2 separate regions of the Homo sapiens genome follow, and region 1 is linked to region 2. Evidence: read pairs that join two places in POLR2A ChIA-PET (ENCODE). Cell type or tissue: HepG2. All regions are shown on one strand. Each heading gives the region's core, and the rest is flanking DNA. Links, peaks and the distances in the headings are about the cores only.

What was found. ChIA-PET counts read pairs that join two places held together with the same protein. Peaks named below come from ENCODE experiments on the same cell type or tissue, not always from the same donor. Only the 100,000 strongest peaks of a DNase experiment are listed, where the experiment ranks them.
Region 1: POLR2A ChIA-PET joins it to region 2 with 10 read pairs; 4 of 35 experiments call an interaction of 5 or more read pairs at or near these places.

Annotation. Positions count from the first base shown.
Region 1 is chr6:134,194,254-134,203,535 of GRCh38, forward strand. The region is part of intron 3 of SGK1 (serum/glucocorticoid regulated kinase 1); the gene reads right to left. Among named protein-coding and RNA genes, the nearest start is that of SGK1, 120 kb to the right of the region's middle. In HepG2, for the core only: no CTCF peak of the experiment used is centred there; a DNase peak (open chromatin) is centred at 3,938.
Region 2 is chr6:134,422,197-134,431,478 of GRCh38, forward strand. CT69 (cancer/testis associated transcript 69) reads right to left here. Exons shown (of 5, transcript NR_125852.1): 5 at 6,834-7,019. Among named protein-coding and RNA genes, the nearest start is that of LINC01010, 11 kb to the right of the region's middle. In HepG2, for the core only: no CTCF peak of the experiment used is centred there; no DNase peak of the experiment used is centred there.

The DNA of each region.
Region 1 (9,282 bases), core at 2,487-4,986, 230 kb before region 2:
AACCAAACTTCAGCTAATCACAGCAACTGAGCTTCAGCCAATCACAGGATGCCAACTGATCAGACGATGCCCAAATAAGGCAAATTTGGAGCTTTAACCAGTCAAGCTGTTTGTGTACCTCACTTCCAGTTCTGTCTATAAATGCTCCCTGTCCACCTATTTGCCCAGTGGAACTCTCTGAGCCTCCTTTGGTTCTGAGGGCTGCTTGATTGGAGAATCATTCTTTGCTCAAATAAGCTGTTAAATTCAATTTGTCAAAAGTTTTTCTTTTTTTTTTTTTTTTGAGACGGAGTCTCGCTCCGTTACCCAGGCTGGAGTGCAGTGGCACGATCTCGGCTCGCTGCAACCTCCGCCGCCTCCCGGGTTCAAGTGATTCTCCTGCCTCAGTCTCCTGAGTAGCTGGGATTACAGGCGCACACCACCATACCTGGCTAATTTTTATACTTTTTGGTAGAGACGAGGTTTCACCATGTCGGCCAGGCTGGTCTTGAAGTCCTTACCTCAAGTGATGCGCCCGCCTCGGCCTCCCAAAGTGCTGGGATTACAGGCGTGAACCACTGCACCCGGCCTACAAGTTTTTCTTTCCACAGTATTATGTATCCTGTATTATGAGATAAACTTCTTGGGCAAAAAGCAAGCCATTAAAGGCTGAATATTTCAGCATGCCTAACTTAATAAAATTTAGGACATTTTAACTTTTGCTACAGTTAAAATCCACTAGACTTTTTGATCTGCTGCCATATTAGTTTGATTCAAAATAATGAGAGCAGATTTATTAAAATATGAAGTTGCATTTCATATTTTCCTTGTATTTTTTAAGTGAGAAAATTTCCTGGTATCATTTTAGCTATCATAAAATGCCTTTTAGGACTATGGAAATGAAAGATCTTGGACATAAATGATTTGGATAAAATAAGCACATGAAAATACTGCCTGAAAATAGTTTTAAAAGAATCCTGAGGAATTAGAAAAACGAGCTATTGTGAAACACTGTTAGTTTAGCCTTTAGTAAAACAGCAGAAATAACAAGCAATTTTGGTCAGAACAAAGAGAAAGAGAAAATTGTAAGTTCCACAAACGCAGAAACAGATTTTGCTCCAATTGGAAAGCTTCAGAAAGCTAAACCCTTCATTTACACAATCCAAGGCAGAGTGAGGGGCCTCTCTGTGTTGAGCTAAACTGAGCCTATAGTCACACATTCACACATTTGGCACTAGGACAGTTGTGAGGATAGGATCTGACAAACTTTTCACTGCCAAACATAACTCAGATGCTAGATGAGCATGACTCTAAGTATCTTTACACAGAGAGTTTAGAAATAACATTTCCCTACTCACTGGAATAAATAACCCATCCTTGAACTTGGAACCATCTAAACCATTGTAGATGGTTTAAGTCATGCAAAACAAAGTGCTTTTTGCTTTCTAGATCTTAGCTTAAGAATGCAATATTTTATCTAAATGACTAGGCAACTAAGGTTCGCTCCAATTTGAGGATTTTAAGTCTAGCCATATGTCTATTTCCAGGAAGCTTATCAGTTTTGTGTCTGGGGCTCCAGATAATGGAATACAGCAAATTATAAGCTTCATGGTTCAGCAGAAAAAACAAGTTTGGGGTCCAGTAATGTATAAAATAGTAACAGTAATGATAAAACAAAATGCATTCTTCTTTCAAACCATAGTTAGTAAATCCCATGAAAGTGTAATCCTAGATAAATGTAATCCCATGTAAATGACATAATTCTTTCTCCAGGTAAAAAGAGCTAACATAAATTGACCACTAATTATATGTTAACACAGTTATAAATACCTTTACTGCATTATCTTTTTTAATCCCCACAAAATTCTATAATCTATTATTACTATTTCATTTTTGCATGTATAAGAAATGAAAGGACAGAGGGTTAAATAATTTGCCCAGCCAGGCACGTGACTGTAATCCCAGCTACTCTGGAGGGTGAGGCGGGAGGATCACTTATTTTTTTTAAATTTAAAAAGAGATGGGGTCTCACTATGTTATCCAGGCTGGTCTTGAACTCCTGAGCTCAAGTGAGCTACCTGCCTTGGCCTCCCAAAGTGCTGGGATTACAGGTATGAGCCACCGTGCCTGGCCAAGAGGATCACTTGAGCCCAGGAGTTCAAGTCCAGCCTGGGCAACAGAGTGAGACTCTGTCTCAAACAAAGAAAACAAAGAAAAAATAATAATTTACCCTAAAAAAAATTAAAATAATAATAATAAAATAATAATAATTTGCCCAAAGTCACACAGGTAGTAAGCATTGAAATCTGTGGCAAACTCAGAAGGCCTGACTCAAGAATTCACGACACAACCACAACAGATTGTACACTACCGGGCAGTTTCCTGCTGCTCTGTGCATGGCCTGCTGGCCAACTCTGATGTGAGGTCAGTTGACTAAAAGAGATGTGGTTCAGGAAGCTGAGAATGATTGTGGTTACCTGTTCTAAGATAGAGAAATTGATTTTTAAAACTTCGAGTTGAAGTACGGGATGCCAAAAACCACGTATGAGTGACAGAGTGAGTGGGTCTCTTTCTGATGGATTAAGTCTTCAAAAAGACTTTCAGAATGAATCTCTATCTACCTTAATTTTGGGCAGTGTTAATTGTATTCATTTTTTCAACACATTTGATTGTGCATATACCATGGACAAGAAAGTTTGTTAAAAACTGAATGTATAAGGCTGGGTGCAGTGACTCACGCCTATAATCCCAGCACTTCAGGAGGCTGAGGCGGACAGATCACTTGAGCTTAGGAGTTTGGGACCAGCCTGGACAACATGGTGAAACCCCATCTCTACAAAAAACAAAAAAATTAGCTGGGCGTGGTAGCTTATGCCTGTAGTCCCAGCTACTTGGGGGGCTGAGATAAGAGGATCGCTTGAACCTGGGAGGTCAAGGCCACAGTAAGCCGTGATCGCACTACCGCACTCCAGCCTGGGTGACAAAATAAGACCCTGTCTCAAACAACCAACAACAGCAACAGCAACAAAAACCCTAATGTACAGGAAATTATTTTGGGGAGTAGTGGAAGATAGCTGGCAAGTTGGAGACTCTAACTTGAGATGTGGTACTACTTGTCTGTACATTTTTTTTCTCATTTCTGTCTACCCAAAGGTGTTATGTTTTTATTGTCTTAAGGGGGCCCTTCATTTGATGGCATAAAAAGTTATGACCAGCCATCTGTAGTTCAGTTAATAGGTCAAGAATATCAGCAGCTATTGTTATGTTGAGGTCATTATTTATCAAGCTTCAACACATAAAAAGCAAAAGTAGGCCGGGCGTGGTGGTTCACACCTGTAATCCCAGCACTTTGGGAGGCTGAAGCCAGTGGATCACTTGAGGTCAGGAGTTTGAGACCAGCCTGGCCAACATGGTGAAACTTAATCTCTACTAAAAATACAAAAATTAGCCAGGCATGGTGGCGGATGCCCGTAATATCAGCTACTTGGGAGGCAGAGGCAGGAGAATCACTTGAACCCGGGAGGTGGAGGTTGCAGTGAACTGAGATCGCGCCACTGAGAGCACTGCCTGGGCGACAAAGCAAGACTCCATCTCAAAGAATAAAATAAAATAAAATAAAATAAAATTAAATTAAAATAAAATAAAATATAAAATAAAATAAAATAAAATATAAAATAAAATAAAATAAAATAAAATAGCAAAAATAGTCCAAATGTCAGTTAACAGGGGGACCAAATTTATGGGTGAACATCCACAAGAAACATAAGTGGCCTCTAGGGAAGCCAATCTTTGCACAGAATTTTTGTTTAATGAGGTGGAGGGTATACAAGATATAGGCCAAAGGATAATTTAGGTTCTTATGACTGTGTCCTTGTTCTTTTCAAATCCTAGCTTCATCTCTGCTCCCACTGATGACACTATGAGACTTTGGAATTCTTCACTGTGTGTAAGACGATTTTATTACTGAGATAGCTACCGCTTTGTAGTTATGACCTGAGTAAACAAGGTTAGTCAACCCACAGGATTTTCATGTGTCCACAGATTTTTACTAGATAATTTATCTGTAATATCAGGAGGCAAAGTCTACCATGAATATACTGGCCAACATGTATCAGATGGAAAATTCTTGTGTAAGCAGATGATGTTTAACTTTTATCACATTTTTCTCTTTTGTTAGATAATGCCATACTTCGGCAGACAAGCAATTGTTTTCTAGCTATAAATATGAGTATTTTGCTTTTCAAGAGAAAAAATCTAGAAATTGTTTTCTTTACTTTAAAAAATTCATGTACTGAAGTCCTTCCTCTGCTTGTATTAATCCAATGATATCATTTTATATATTCTCTGAAATACTAAAATATTTCTGTAGTCCATATGTTTTCAAATTATGAATCATTTTATTTCTACATTTGGTACATAAACTATTACTGCTCCTGAGTAAATATGGATATACCACTTTATAGTGATTTTTTTTCTTCTTTTTCTCTTTTTCTATTTTTTTTTTTTTTTTTTTTGAAAACAGGGTCTTACTCCTGGCCTCAAGTGATCCTCCTGCCTCAGCCTCCTGAGTAGCTGGAATTATAGGCATGAGCTACCAGTAGTGATTCCTAAGTCCCCAGAAATTTGAGCTAATTTTTATTTATTTATTTATTCTTGTATTTACTTATTTTGAAGACAAGGTGTCGCTCCGTCACCCAGGCTGGAGTGCAATGGCATGATCATGGCTCACCGCAGCCTCCAACTCTTGGGCTCAAGCCATCCTTCTGCCTCATCTTCCTTAGTAGCTGGGACCATACGTGCAAGCCACCACACCCAGCTTGAGCTGATTTTTTTAATGTGATGAACTATGAGAAAACATATAGGAGCTAAATGATGAGAACTTAGAAACACAAAGACGGAAACAACAGACACTATGGTTTACTTGATGATAGAGGATGGGAGGGTGAAGAGGAGCAGAAAAGATAACTATTGGATAATGGACTTAATACCTGGGTGATGAAACAGTCTGCACAACAAACCCCTGTGACAAGAGCTTACCTATGCTGGCCCGGCATGGTGGCTCACGCCTGTAATCTCAGCACTTTGGGAGGCCAAGGCAGGCAGATCACTTGAGCTCAGGAGTTCTAGGCCAGTCTGGCCAACATGGTGAAACCGGATCTCTACTAAAAATACAAAAATTAGCCAGGCGTGGTGGCGGGTGCCTGTAATCCCAGCTACTCAGGAGGCTGAGACAGAAGAATGGCTTGAACCTGAAAGGCGGAGGTTGCAGTGAGCTGAGATTGCGTCACTGCACTCCAGACTGGGCGACAGGGCAAGACTCTCTCTCAAAAAAAAAAAAAAAAAAAGAAAGAGAGTTTACTTATGTACAAACCTTCAAATGTACCACCAAACCTAAAACAAAAGTTAAAAAAAGAAAGAAAAATAAATGTAGAAAAAAATATATATATATATGAACAACGCATAATCCTGGAAATATAAGGAAAAATTAAATTTTCTCCTCTGGGAAAAATTTATACAGTAATGATTCTTGCTCTTTAATTTTTGTTTGAAAGAAATCTAGACATTTAAAAAACCCCAGTGGTAGAATTGTCTTGTTAAAAAGGGACATCAAGTAAAAGGCCAGGGGAACATCAAAGAATTATGTTTCTTACCTGGCAAAACCAGTGTCTAGCTAAAATAATGGCTTGCAAATCAATCTTGTTGTTTAACCACTTCATTATCTGGTTTTCTCTAAGCAAAGAACATTATCTGTGTTGCCAATAATAGTACTGGGGAAAAACACACATTTTGAAAGTATGAAGAAACTCATTCTACCTTGAAATTCTCATTCAAGAGGAAATTATAGGCCACTGCAGGACCAGCGATTGAAAAACAAAGGTGTACAAAAACAAACAACTCAGGTTTCAAAGGCTAAAAACAAAGATAACAGGAAAGAACCTAAACTTGTGCAGCCTGTTTGCTTACTGTCTGAACAAATGCTGGGAATGCATGAGAAATTCTAAGCCCTGTGAACAAAAGTGTGAGCAGTAAGATGACGGGTGATCAATTTTCTTCCTTTCTCTATTTTTCATTTTTTCCCTATGATGAGCATATGCCACTTTTATGTTATAATGATAAAAAAGAAAGACTTAAAAAATGACTTTTGTTTTTCCAACTGTATACCAGTATCTATCTACACATAGCAACTGAGCACGCTAGTCCTGTCGTCTGGCACTCACACAAAAAGAGTGAATGTCAAAATCTAGGCAATTCTACCAGATTTCACGTAATGAAACTACCTTGAATAATTCCTTAATTCTTCACAAAATCATGTTTTTATTTAACTTCTATTTCTATCAAGCAATGTGGACTAACTACCCCTAATATTTAACTCTATTTAAACTGTGTATCAGGCCAGATGCTGGCTCACACCTGTAATCCAAGCACTTTGGGAGGCCAAGGCAGGTGGATCACTTGGGCTCAGGAGTTCAAGACCAGCCTGGGCAACATGGAGAAACCCCGTCTCTACAAGAATACAAGAAATTAGCTGGGTGTGGTGGCATGTGCTTATAGTCCCAGCTTCTTGTGGGGCTGAGGCAGGAGGATCGCTTGAGCCCAGTAGGCTGAGGCTACAGTGAGCTGAGATCATGCCACTGCACTCCAGCCTGGGTGACAGAGTGAGACCTTGTCTCAAAAACAAAACAAAAAACAGATTACACACTACATTAAATAAATAAAATACTCTCTGATGATGACTGATTTTGAATGAAAATACTCCATTCACTGGAATATATTTTCCATAAAAAATGACAAAAACATTGTCATTTTTTGTATTATTTCTTTTTCTTTTCTTCTTTTTTTTTTTTTGAGATGGAGTCTCACTCTGTCCCCCAGGCTGGAGTGCAGTGGCGCGATCTCAGCTCACTGCAACCTCTGCCTCCTGGGTTCACGCCATTCTCCTGCCTCAGCCTCCTGCATAACTGGGACTACAGGTGCCCGTCACCATGCCCAGCTAATTTTTTGTATTTTTAGTAGAGACAGGGTTTCACCGTGTTAGCCAGGATGGTCTCCATCTCCTGACCTCATGATCCGCCCGTCTCGGCCTCCCAAGGTGCTGGGATTACAGGCGTGAGCCACCACACCCAGCCTTATTTCTTTTTCTTTTTTGGAGATAGAGTCTCGCTCTGTTGCCCAGGCTGGAGTACAGTGGCCCAATCTCGGCTCATTGCAACCTCTGCCTCCTGGGTTCAAGCAATTCTTCTGCCTCAGCCTCCTGAGTAGCTGGGATTACAGGCAGACACCACCAGGCCTAGCTAATTTTTGTATTTTTAGTAGAGACGGGGTTTCACCATGTTGGCCAGGCTGGTCTTGAACTCCTGATCTCAGGTGATCCACCTGCCTCAGCCTCCCAAAGTGCTGGGATTACAGGTGTGAGCCACCACACCCGACCTATTATTTCTTGTATTATTAAAATCATTTCAGGAATTTGTAAAAGTTACAGTAATAAAACTCGTACTGCAACCATGACTAGAACATGGCCTTTGTAAAGAATCCATTTACAGGCTCATAAGATTTGGTGTTGTGGATGGATGGCTATGGAGCTGCTCAAGCTTGTGTTTGCACTTATCAGAATTCAAGGCAGTTAGAAAGAGTTTCCAAGTGCTGATGTGCTGGAGAAGAAAGGGCATGCTGCAGTGTAGAAACCACGGGAGAAACAATTGCGTCACCTAGTTTCAAACTGTGAGAAAACTACTAGCGAACTAGAAGAATATTTAACTTCCTAAACCTGAGAGATCTACATCTTAAAGAATATAGATTCTACTCTAGGCACATCATAGTCAAACTGATAAAAAATAAAAATAAAAATAAAAATAAAATTACAGCAGCCAGTAAAAGACTACACGTTACATTCAGCATAGCAATAATGTAAACATTGTTGACTTCTCATCAGAAACTCTACAGGCCAGAAGACAAGAACCAATATCTTTAAAGTTATGAAAGAAAGAAAAACAAAGTAGCCACGCAGAATTCCATATCTAGCAAAAATATCCTTCAAGAATGAAATAAAGGTATTTCCATTTATAAAGACATATCATGTAGATAAAAGAAAACTAAGATATTTCACTGCCAGAAGACTTATAAGAAATCCTGGCCAGGCGCGGTGGCTCACTCCTGTAATCCCAGCACTTTGGGAGGCTGAGGTGAGTGGATCACTTGAGGTCAGGAGTTCAAGACCAGCCTGGCCAACATGGTGAAACCCTGTCTCTATTAAAAATACAATTAGCCAGGCATGGTGGCATGCACCTGTAATCCCAGCTACTTGGGAGGCTGAGACAGGAGACAGGAGAATTGCTTATACCCGGGAGGTGGAAGTTGCAGTGAGCTGAGGTCTCGCCACTGCACTGCAGCCTGGGTGGCAGAGCAAGATTCTATCTCAAAAAAATAATAAAAACATGAAAAAAAAGAAATCCTAAAGGAAAATTTCCAGGCTAAAGGGAAATGATACCAGAGAGAAACAGATTTTCAGGAAGAAATGAAGAACATCAGAAATGGCAAATATCTGGATAAAAACAAAAGATAATTTTCCCCTTATTTTTTAAAAAATGCACTGTACTGTAGGGTTTAGTACATATATAGATAATACATATGACAGCTATAATATAAAAGATGAGGGTAGAGTGGGGTAGATGCACCTACATTGTTTGCAAATTTTGACGATGGTCTATGAAAATTTAAAGTCATTTATTCTCAGCTGGGTACAGTGGCTCATGCCTGTAATGCCAGCTCTTTGGGAGGCCGAGGTGGGCAGATCACTTGAGGTCAAGAGATCGAGGCCAGCCTGGCCAACATACTGAAACCCCGTCTCTACTAAAAATACAAAAATTAGCCAGGCGTGGTGGCACGTGCCTGTAATCCCACTACCTGGGAGGCTGAGACAGGAGAATTACTTGAACCCAGAAGGTGGAGGTCACAGAGAGCCAAGATTGTGCCACTGCACCCCAGCCTGGGCAACAGAGTGAGACTCTGTCTCAAAAAAATAAAAATAAAAATAAAGTCATTTATTGTAATCTTCAGAGCACCACTGAAAATGTGATGCAAAGAGGATAACTAGAAAGTCAACAGGTAAATTAATATTAAATTCTAAAACCTATTCAAATAATCCTAGAGAAGTCAGGAAAGGAAGAATAAGCAAACAAAGAAGAGAAGGGACATATAGAAAACAAATAGCAAAACAGTAAAGTTAAATCTAACTGTGTCATTACATTAAGTATAAAGGGGCTAAACATCACAAGTAAAAAAAACAGAGATCATTAGATAGGATTT
Region 2 (9,282 bases), core at 3,248-5,747:
CTTGCTCAGTCCCCCAGGCTGGAGTACAGTGGTGCGATCTCGGCTCACTGCAAACTCCGCCTCCCAGGTTCAAGAGATTCTTCCGCCTCGGCCTCCCAACTAGCTGGGATTACAGGCACCTGCCACCATACTTGGCTAATTTTTGTATTTTTAGTAGAGATGGGGTTTCACCACGTTGGCCAGGCTGGTATCGAACTCCTGACCTCAGGTGATCCGCCTGCCTTGGCCTCCCAAAGTGCTGGGATTACAGGCATGAGCCACTGTGCTCAGCCTCAATATCATAGTAATTTAAAAAATTTAAGGCTACTTTTAACACAGAATAGCTAGTAATTTTTTTTTAACTTTAACAGAACCAGAAGGTTACTCTGCACCAGGGAAAATGCATTTCCTCTCTCTCTTTCTACCTGTACCTCCCACTTCTGCATTCCACTGCATTATTGGTCAAAGAAAAGCCAAATCTTTATATGGAATTTTTAACTCATTTCCCAGTTATGCTTAGAATTCAAGATAGATAAACCTAGAGGCAATACAATTCCCAAGTACGGTAAAAATAAAACAGAAGTACAGACAGCTATTAGTAAACACGTCTTCATCATGAGCTCAATTTCTTACCAAATGAAAATTTCCTCAATCACAGTGGTGAAAGTACTCAGCAATGGAGGCCTCACATTCCACACCAAAATGAAAGAGACGGAATGCTTGTTTTTGTGGCGAAAAAAATCCCAACACTATTAGTCACTTTTCTAACCAGATGGATAGAATGTTCCATGGTCTATAGATAATGATGACGACCATGAGTTGGTGAGTGACCTGTGAGATGAGTCAACTGGCGAAGCAGTTGTTTTGACTACACCAAACCTAGGGAACTCAGATGGAAGTGGGTTTGGTATTTTTCTGTCAGAGCTGCCACTTTTGGTGTTGGGAGGGTTCAGGAAGAGGAAACTGAGAATAAGTGATTAGATAGATTTGTGGCCATGTCTGGGGAAGACAGGGCAAGGCTGATGCTGTTGGGTGGGAGGTGAGGAAGGACTGGGGCTGGCTTGCACACTCTTGTGTCTGCGTTAACCGTTGCTCTTCTTTTCTGACTGTAAAACACAAGTGAAAGTGTAGGGAAAATGTGTAAGTAAAAGCTATGAAAGATGGCTACTTATGGTTTATGATCCCCAAAAGGAAAGGGAGAAGAGATACAGGAACTTTGCAGGAGAGAATATGACTGTTTTTATTAAACTGCAAAGGAGAATTTAGAAACAAGAAGAATTTGGCAATTGTCGTAGGTATCAGTTATTATTTGTTTAAAGAATTGCCAAAAGAATGTTTAGAAGACATAGTTTCATACAAGAAGGAATTCCTAAGAAGCAGACGTTTTAAATACTGATGAGTTTAAGAAAAGTTGGTCTGTGATGAAAGGCCTATAAGATATTGTTTACTACGTATAAATACTAGCCAGGAGCGGTGGCTCACGCCTGTAATCCCAGCACTTTGGGAGGCCGAGGCGGGTGGATCACTTGAGGTTAGGAGTTCAAGAACATTCTAGCCAACATGGTGAAATTCTGTCTCTACTAAAAATACAAAAATTAGCCAGGCGTGGTGGCACACACCTGTAACCCCAGCTACTTGGGAGGCTGAGGCAGAAGGATCACTTGAACCCAGGGGTTGGATGTTGCAGTGAGCCAAGATGACTCTATTGCACGCCGGCCTGGATGACAGAGCAAGACTCTGTCTCAAAAAAAATAAAATAAAATAAAATAAAATAAAATAAAATAAAATAAAAAATACAGACAGTTCCCAACTTACAAAATGGTGATGCTTTAAAACACTCTTTGTAAGTAGACTGTTTAAAACTTGGAGTCTACTTCTTTATTCATTCATGTTTATCTTTTTATTCAAAAAGGTTATTTATATAAGAAAGGCACAAGATCAGCTTTTCAGTTTCCAATGTATAAAAATAATTCTACTATTTGGTAAAAATGACATAAGTATTTAAAAAAACTACAGTAAGATAAAAGATGAGAATTTCAGAGAGTGAGTGCTCATTGTCCATTAAAAAAAAAATGGTCTTATTTCCAGTTTGACTTACTGGCTCCTAAATTTTGGGCCAAAGCACTATTCTTACACAACTTGAGAATTTGCTGAGTAATTTATTTAACACTGCCCTAACAGGAAAATACAGCGTGGCTTTTATAAGTTTCCTTTTTAGTGCCTTATAATGAAGTAATCTTTGTAACTTTTTTCCCCCTGAGATTACTTGCATATCTTTCAGGGATTTTTGAGACTTCCTTTTATATTTTTAGGAAATATCAGTTGTATCAGTTGTAGGAAAAGAAATTACCCTGTAAGTATTGGTTATATACAACCTTTCATAACCAATGTTGATAAGTAAAACAAGTTCAGCTAGTTTTTTTGTTTATACCATGTTGCTTAAAAGTCATTTTCCTCTGGCTGCTTTTTGATGACATTCATTCATTCAACAAATATTTATTGAGTAATTACTATGCACCAATGTTTTTCTAGGCTCTGGGGATGCAGCATTGAACAAAACACCATGATCCTTGCCCAAAGGAATTGAAAATTCGAATGCAGGAGCTAAATAATTATTAGTAAATATTAATAAACACAGGATAATTAGGATAATCTCAGAGGATGCTATAAAACAGTATAAATGCTATGAAGAAAAGAGAATGGGGGAGGTGATATGACAAGAGAGATCAAGCAGGTGCATTCACCTATAGTGTTGTGTAACTGTGATTCTCTATGACTTTTTCATGACCATGTTAATGTCATCACACTCGGGTTTTCCCTGCCTCTGTAGTCATTTAATGAATATTATAACTCTTCTACTCTTGTGATTCTCTCCCCTCTTACTCATATTATTTACAGTTTATATTCTTTTTCAGCCATCTCCACCATAAAAATGATGGGCAAAGGAAGAAAGCTTAGGAATATTGAGGTGAAGATCATCTGTATGTTCAATTTTTCTTTGGTTAGTCCCTTGAGGCAAGTGTTATTTGATAGAAAGAGTGTAGAACATGACAGCAGAAAAAAGGGCTTTGAATCTTTTCTTTTCTACTTATTATCTCTTTTTATTCTTTGTTTATTCTTTTTTTTAGAGCCAAGGCCTCACTCTATCACCTAGGCTGGAGTGCAGTGGAGTGAGCATAGCTCACTATAGGCTGAAATTCCTAAACTCAAGCGATCCTCTTGCCTCAGCCTCCCCAGTAGCTGGGTCTACAGGCATGTGACACCACACCTGGCTAATTTTAAAAAAATTTTTCTTATAGAGATGAGGATTTCACTATGTTGCCCAGGTTACTCTCAAACTCTAAGCTTCAGGCGATCCTCCTGCCTCGGTCTCCCAAAGTACTTGGATTACAGGCATGAGCCACCGCACTCTGCTATTAACTTTTACTTAACCTGAGTCATTGTTTTCTTGTCTCCAAATATGGAAAAAACAATCTCAGTGACAGGATGTTGTTGTGAGATGTTAACTGAGAAGCAGAGGGCACCCACTGGGCATTCACCCTACATCAAGAGGATGAGGGCTGCGATTGCCCTTCCAATAACTCTGCCAAAAAAGCAAGAACCAGCCTGTTTTCTAAAAGACCACGGCCACATTGCCATTAATAGAAACATTCAACTTCTAGAGACAACACAAAGACCACGTTTGGATGACATAATAGCTCAGAAATAAAAAGTAATCATGTAGATGTGTGGAGTTTGTTCACGCTTCATTGGTGAGAAAGCACACAAACAAAACAATCTATACATAGAGAAGAAACACAAAACATTGACTCACTGGAATCTGGGAGGCATCCTTGACCTGCCTTCCTACCTTAGCTCCCACATTCTATGGACTGTCAAATCCCATTGATTCTGCTTCTTTCAGGTCTCCTTTCCTTCCTTCCTTCCTTCCTTCCTTCCTTCCTTCCTTCCTTCCTTCCTCCCTCTCCCTCTTTCTTTCTTTCTTTCTTTCTCTCTTTCTTTCTTTCTCTCTCTCTTTCTTTCTTTCTTTCTTTCCTTCTTTCTTTCTTCTTTTTGAAGTTCTTACTCTGTTGCTCAAGCTCTAGAGTGCAGTGGTGCAATCAGAGCTCACTGCAGCCTCAACCTCCTGGGCTTAGCTGATCCTCCCACCTCAGTCTCCTGAGTAGATGGGATTACAGGTGTGTGCCACTGCACCCAGCCAGGCGTTTTATTTATTTATTTTTTTTTTTTGGTATATACATATATATATATTAGAGACAGGGTCTCACCATGTTACCCAAGCTGGTCTCAAACTCCTGAGTTCAAGCCATCCACCCAAAGTACTGAGATTACAGGCATGAGCCACCACACCCAGCCTAGGTCTCTCTTCTGTCCCACAACACATTCTCAGCTCATGCTGGCTTCACCTCATCTAGTCTACTCAGTAGCCTCTTCCCTGGTAATCCTGCTTCAGCTCTTTAATCTGTACACCTCTTTTCCCTTACCAACACCACCAAAATATTCTAACCCTCTCCCTAGAGTAAGTTTTCTAAAATGCAAATCTAAACATACGACTCTTCCACCTGAATCCACACAAAGCTTCTTCATGGTCTTCAGTGTAAAGTCCACTCTGGAGCAGCGCATTCACTCTACTGCTGCTCCTTCCGGTCTGCTGTCCTGCAGCCTGGGTGTGCTGCCAGCCATGTACTCTTGAACTTCTGAGCCTTTGTGCAGACAGTTCCTTTTGCTTTGATGGGTTTCCCCATCCCGTTTCCCAGCCCAGCTTCATTTAGTTCTTTCAGACACTCTTCCTCAACTTTCCAACCCCATCCTAGTCCCACATGGGTTAGTGCAGGATCAGCTACAGAATTTGAAAGGCCTGGAGCAAAATGAAAATGTGCAACTGCGTGTTGAAAAATTATTAAGAATATCAAGATAGTGACCACAGAGTATTAAACTAAGCACTAGGCTCTTGTAAGTGCAGGGTCTGTGCCACAGCATGGGTCGTATGCCCACAGAGCCAGCCCTGTTAGATTCTCTGCTCAGAGTTTTCATACAACTCAAAATAACACCATTTTTTAACACTATTTAAAGCAACACATTTTAACTATCTATTTACATATCTGCCTCCTCTTCTAGCTTTGCTCTTTTAAGGTGGGAACCGTGTCTACTTCATTCTTAAATCATTTACTAAATATGTATTGAGGGCCTAATACACCAGGCACTGTGATTAGTGCTAGAGATATAAAAATAAGTAAGAACTTGTGTGGGCAGTGGTTCACGCCCGTAATCCCTGCACTTTGGGAGGCCAAGGCAGGTGGATGACTTGAGGCCAGGAGTTCGAGACCAGCCTGGCCAACATGGTGAAACCCCATTTCTACTGAAAATACAAAAATTAGTTGGGCATGGTGGTGCACGCCTGTAATCCCAGCTACTTGGGAGGTTGAGGCCCAAGAATTACTTGAACCTGGGAAGTGGAGGTTGCAGTGAGCTGGAATCGCACCACTGCACTCCAGCCTGAGCGACAGAGCAAGACTCTGTTGAAGAAAAAAAAAGGTAAGACCTATCTCTGCCCTCAAGATGCTCACAATGTATTAGAAGAGAGATACATAAGCAGATGCTTATAAAACCATATAGTGAGTTTAGGATAGAGGTGTACACAGGAAATGATAGATGCATGGAGAAAGGCCACCTAATCAGGCCAGGGGATAGGTGTGCCTGGATTTCCAGATAGGCTTCCTGTGTGGGTGATTGTTGCTTAATACCTGAAGGCTGAATAAGTGTTGGCCAGATGTCATCCCATAAGTTGAAATGAGCAAGAGATAGAGATGTCAGGCTGTCTGCTGTGGTGGTTGTTGGCAGGGACAGGGAGGGGTTTCTTTAAGCGATCTGGAGAGATGGGAACCCAAAGCAAGACAGTATTTAGACAGAGAGCTGGAGAGATAGCCAGACTCTAAATCCTGAAGGTCTTACATACATGCTGTCCTCTAGCTCATTATCATCCTAGAAAAATAATGCAAACCACAGACAGAATTTTATATTATCTAGTAACCTCATTGCACAAGTAAAACAAAACAAGTAAAATTCATTTTAGCAATACAATTTATTTCACTCAATATATCAAAAATAACATCATTTCAACACGTATTCAATACAAAAATTATTATTGAGACAGCTTACATTCTTTTTTATTTTTGTACTGCCTTTGAAATACAGTGTGCTTTATTCTTAGAATGTGTCTTAATTCAGACTAGGCAAATTTCAGGTGCTCAATAGCCACCCAGGACTAGTGGCTACCATATTGAGTGGTTAGGTGAAATTTTTCAAGGATACCAATTCTAAGAACTGTTCAGTGAAAATGGCTGGGAGATCTGCCTATTATATAATCCTCCAGGAGATTCATATGAGGGATTCATATATTAAAGTCTTTGAAAAGTCTGCCAGAAATACAATGATTGTACCTTCTGCTTTTCAAACTTGTGTAGCCACAGGACCTTTTGTTCCTCCAGTGTAATCAATCCCACGCAGTCAGTGCTCCTTTGGACCTGCCTCGGGCATCGCTGCTTCTCTTGTCGGCAAGTTGCCGAAGGATCCTTCCCTAGGCGGAGATCAGTTAGACCACTTGCATCGCATAGGCCAGGTTGTGGAGAAGGAGACTGGAAACAGAGGTCTGGGAGGATCCAAGCATCAGGAAGAACCACAGAGGTTCTCATTGTTCCCACCGGTAATTAACTCTTCATTTATAAAAAATGTGAGCTTCCAGGGATTTCATCGGACCTCCTCCCAAGTTGTAGATTTGATGAGAATGAATTTCCCGTTCATTTTCGTTGCTTTGATCAATAATAAAAACCTCATGAAATAAAGCACTTGTAAAGTCTTATGCAAACATTTTATTGACATGCTCAATAAAAACCTGTTCACTTTTACTGTTTCCAGTTCTTGAAGATTTAAACAGATTGCCTCTTTGAAGATTTTCTATTTATTTTTTCCTTTTTTTTGTATTTTCTGCACTCCACTGTTACATTTTCTGTTTGTATCATAATGCCATTTTTTTTCTTTTTCTATAGGAATAAAACAGAAAGTGTAATTATAATCAATGTGTACAAAATGTAATGTATTTTTGTCAAAAAATACAAAATCGCAGTAAGGAAAATAAAATTATATGTGCTCCTAAAATATATTTTTCATCTGAAATATTTAAAATAATTAAAATTAAAAGTAAAATACAAATTATAATAAATATCTAATAAGAATTTAAATCAAAATTATTTCAACTAGCTAAAATTTTTGTTGAGTTTTTAAAAAGCCTTTATGATATTTACAAAACACAACTATTTGCAATTTTAATTTTAATATTCACCTATTGCTGATACTAAAATTGGTATCATACTTCACATATTATGTCTAGACCTATGTAGATACAAATATAAGAGTAATATGAATTGTTTAGTATTGCAAAATGTTCCCCATTCTCCATGAGCAACTATAGAAAATACTGCTCTAATTCAAGAGTTCCTCTAGAACCACCAAGCCTGCTCTTAATATTTGTGGGGCCTGAAGCAATATGTGAAGACCCACACAACATGTGTCTAAATATTTAGAAGGTGTAAATCATATTAACAAACAATAACATCAAACATTTTCTATTTCCTAATCTTGTGAATATACGTTGTTGATCTGGAAAGTCACGTTCAAATTTAGAACTCTTGGTCTTCTCAGAGAACCATGTCAGAAGGAATAAGTAAAAAAGTGTAAGTAAATCTGTCCTCCAGCCCCCAGCTCTCACTCCTACTTTTCACACCCCCTTCTCTTGCCACCTTCAGCTCCACCCCCATGTCTTGTGGGATCTTGCATACTTGCATATGGATATCCCAGTCTGCATGTTCAAGCTCTGACCATATCACACACAAACAGCTGCTCTGGGCCATCTCTCAGACTTAGTGGTGTGCAGAGTGGTGGCATAATCAATCGTTAGGAGAAAGGATTCAGGGACGAGGCCCGTACAGGTCCTGGCAATGGGCCCAGGACTACTTGTGCAGGGAAATCTAGAGTGGGAAGAGAGATGGGCTTCAGGTAGGCATACCTTGGCCCTCTGTACTACTAGGCCTGTGAGGAAAGGCACGGCCAGAGGAGGGCCAGGGTGGAGCTTTTTCAGGTACAGGACCAGGGCCAGAATGTGGAGGTGCTACTAGGAACCATAAATTAGAATACAAAGAGAAACAGGAAACTGGCACAATTGGGAACCAATATTTTGTTATGCTCTCTGAGAGGAAGAGTTTGGCAAGTGTATTAGTTTCCTAAGCCTGCCATAACAAAATGACTGGGTGGCAAGATCAAAGTGTTGTCAGAGTTGGTTTCTTCTGAAGCCTCTCTTTTTGGCTTGTAGGTGTCTGTCTTCTCCTTGTGTCTTCATATGGTCTTCCCTCTATGTGTGTCTGTGTCCGAACGTCTTATAAAAAATCAGTCTTATGAGACTAGGGCCAGCTTGAATGATCTCATTTTAACTTAATTACATCTTTAAAGACCCTTTCTTCAAATATGGTCACATGCTGAGGTACTGAGGGTTAGGGCTTCAACATAAACATTTGGGGAGAACACCATTTAATCTATAACAGCAAGTTCATTAATTTGTCTTTCCAGTTCCCGAAACACCTGCCTGCTGAAATTCCTCTGCAATGTGAAGGAAGCAGTGTTTTTCTCTTATGTAGGTAATGACCCAACCTACAATTTAATAGCTTTCAGATAGTTGCCTTTTGTTTGGAGAATGGTTTTCTTTTCTTTCCTTTTTTTTATTTTGAAACAGAGTCTCTCTCTGTCAAGAGGCTAAAGGCTGAAGTGCAGTGGCGCGATCTCGGCTCACTGCAACCTCCGCCTCCCCGGTTCAAGAGATTCTCCTGCCTCAGCCTCCTGAGTAGCTGGGACTACAAGCACGCGCCACTACGCCCAGCTAATTTTTGTATTTTTAGTAGAGACAGGGTTTCACCATGTTGGCCAGGATGGTCTCCATCTCTTGACCTCGTAATCCGCCTGCCTTGGCCTCCCAAAGTGCTGGGATTACAGGTGTGAGCCACCGTGCCCATCCTGTTTGGAGAATCGTTAAGGGAAGAGATGTGGAGAAGACAAATGGAGATGTGTTTCCCTGGGGTTTGAATACTGTTAGTCATGAGAGTGGATGTTTGGGATTGAGTTGACTCTTCTAATGCTAAGCATCAGGTCCTGAATGACAGAGGAACCATGTGTTCTTCAACCATTTGTGTGTGTGTGTGTGTGTGTGTGCAAGTATTTGTGAAATGCCATTCCCTCTATAGCCCCACACCCAGGGGC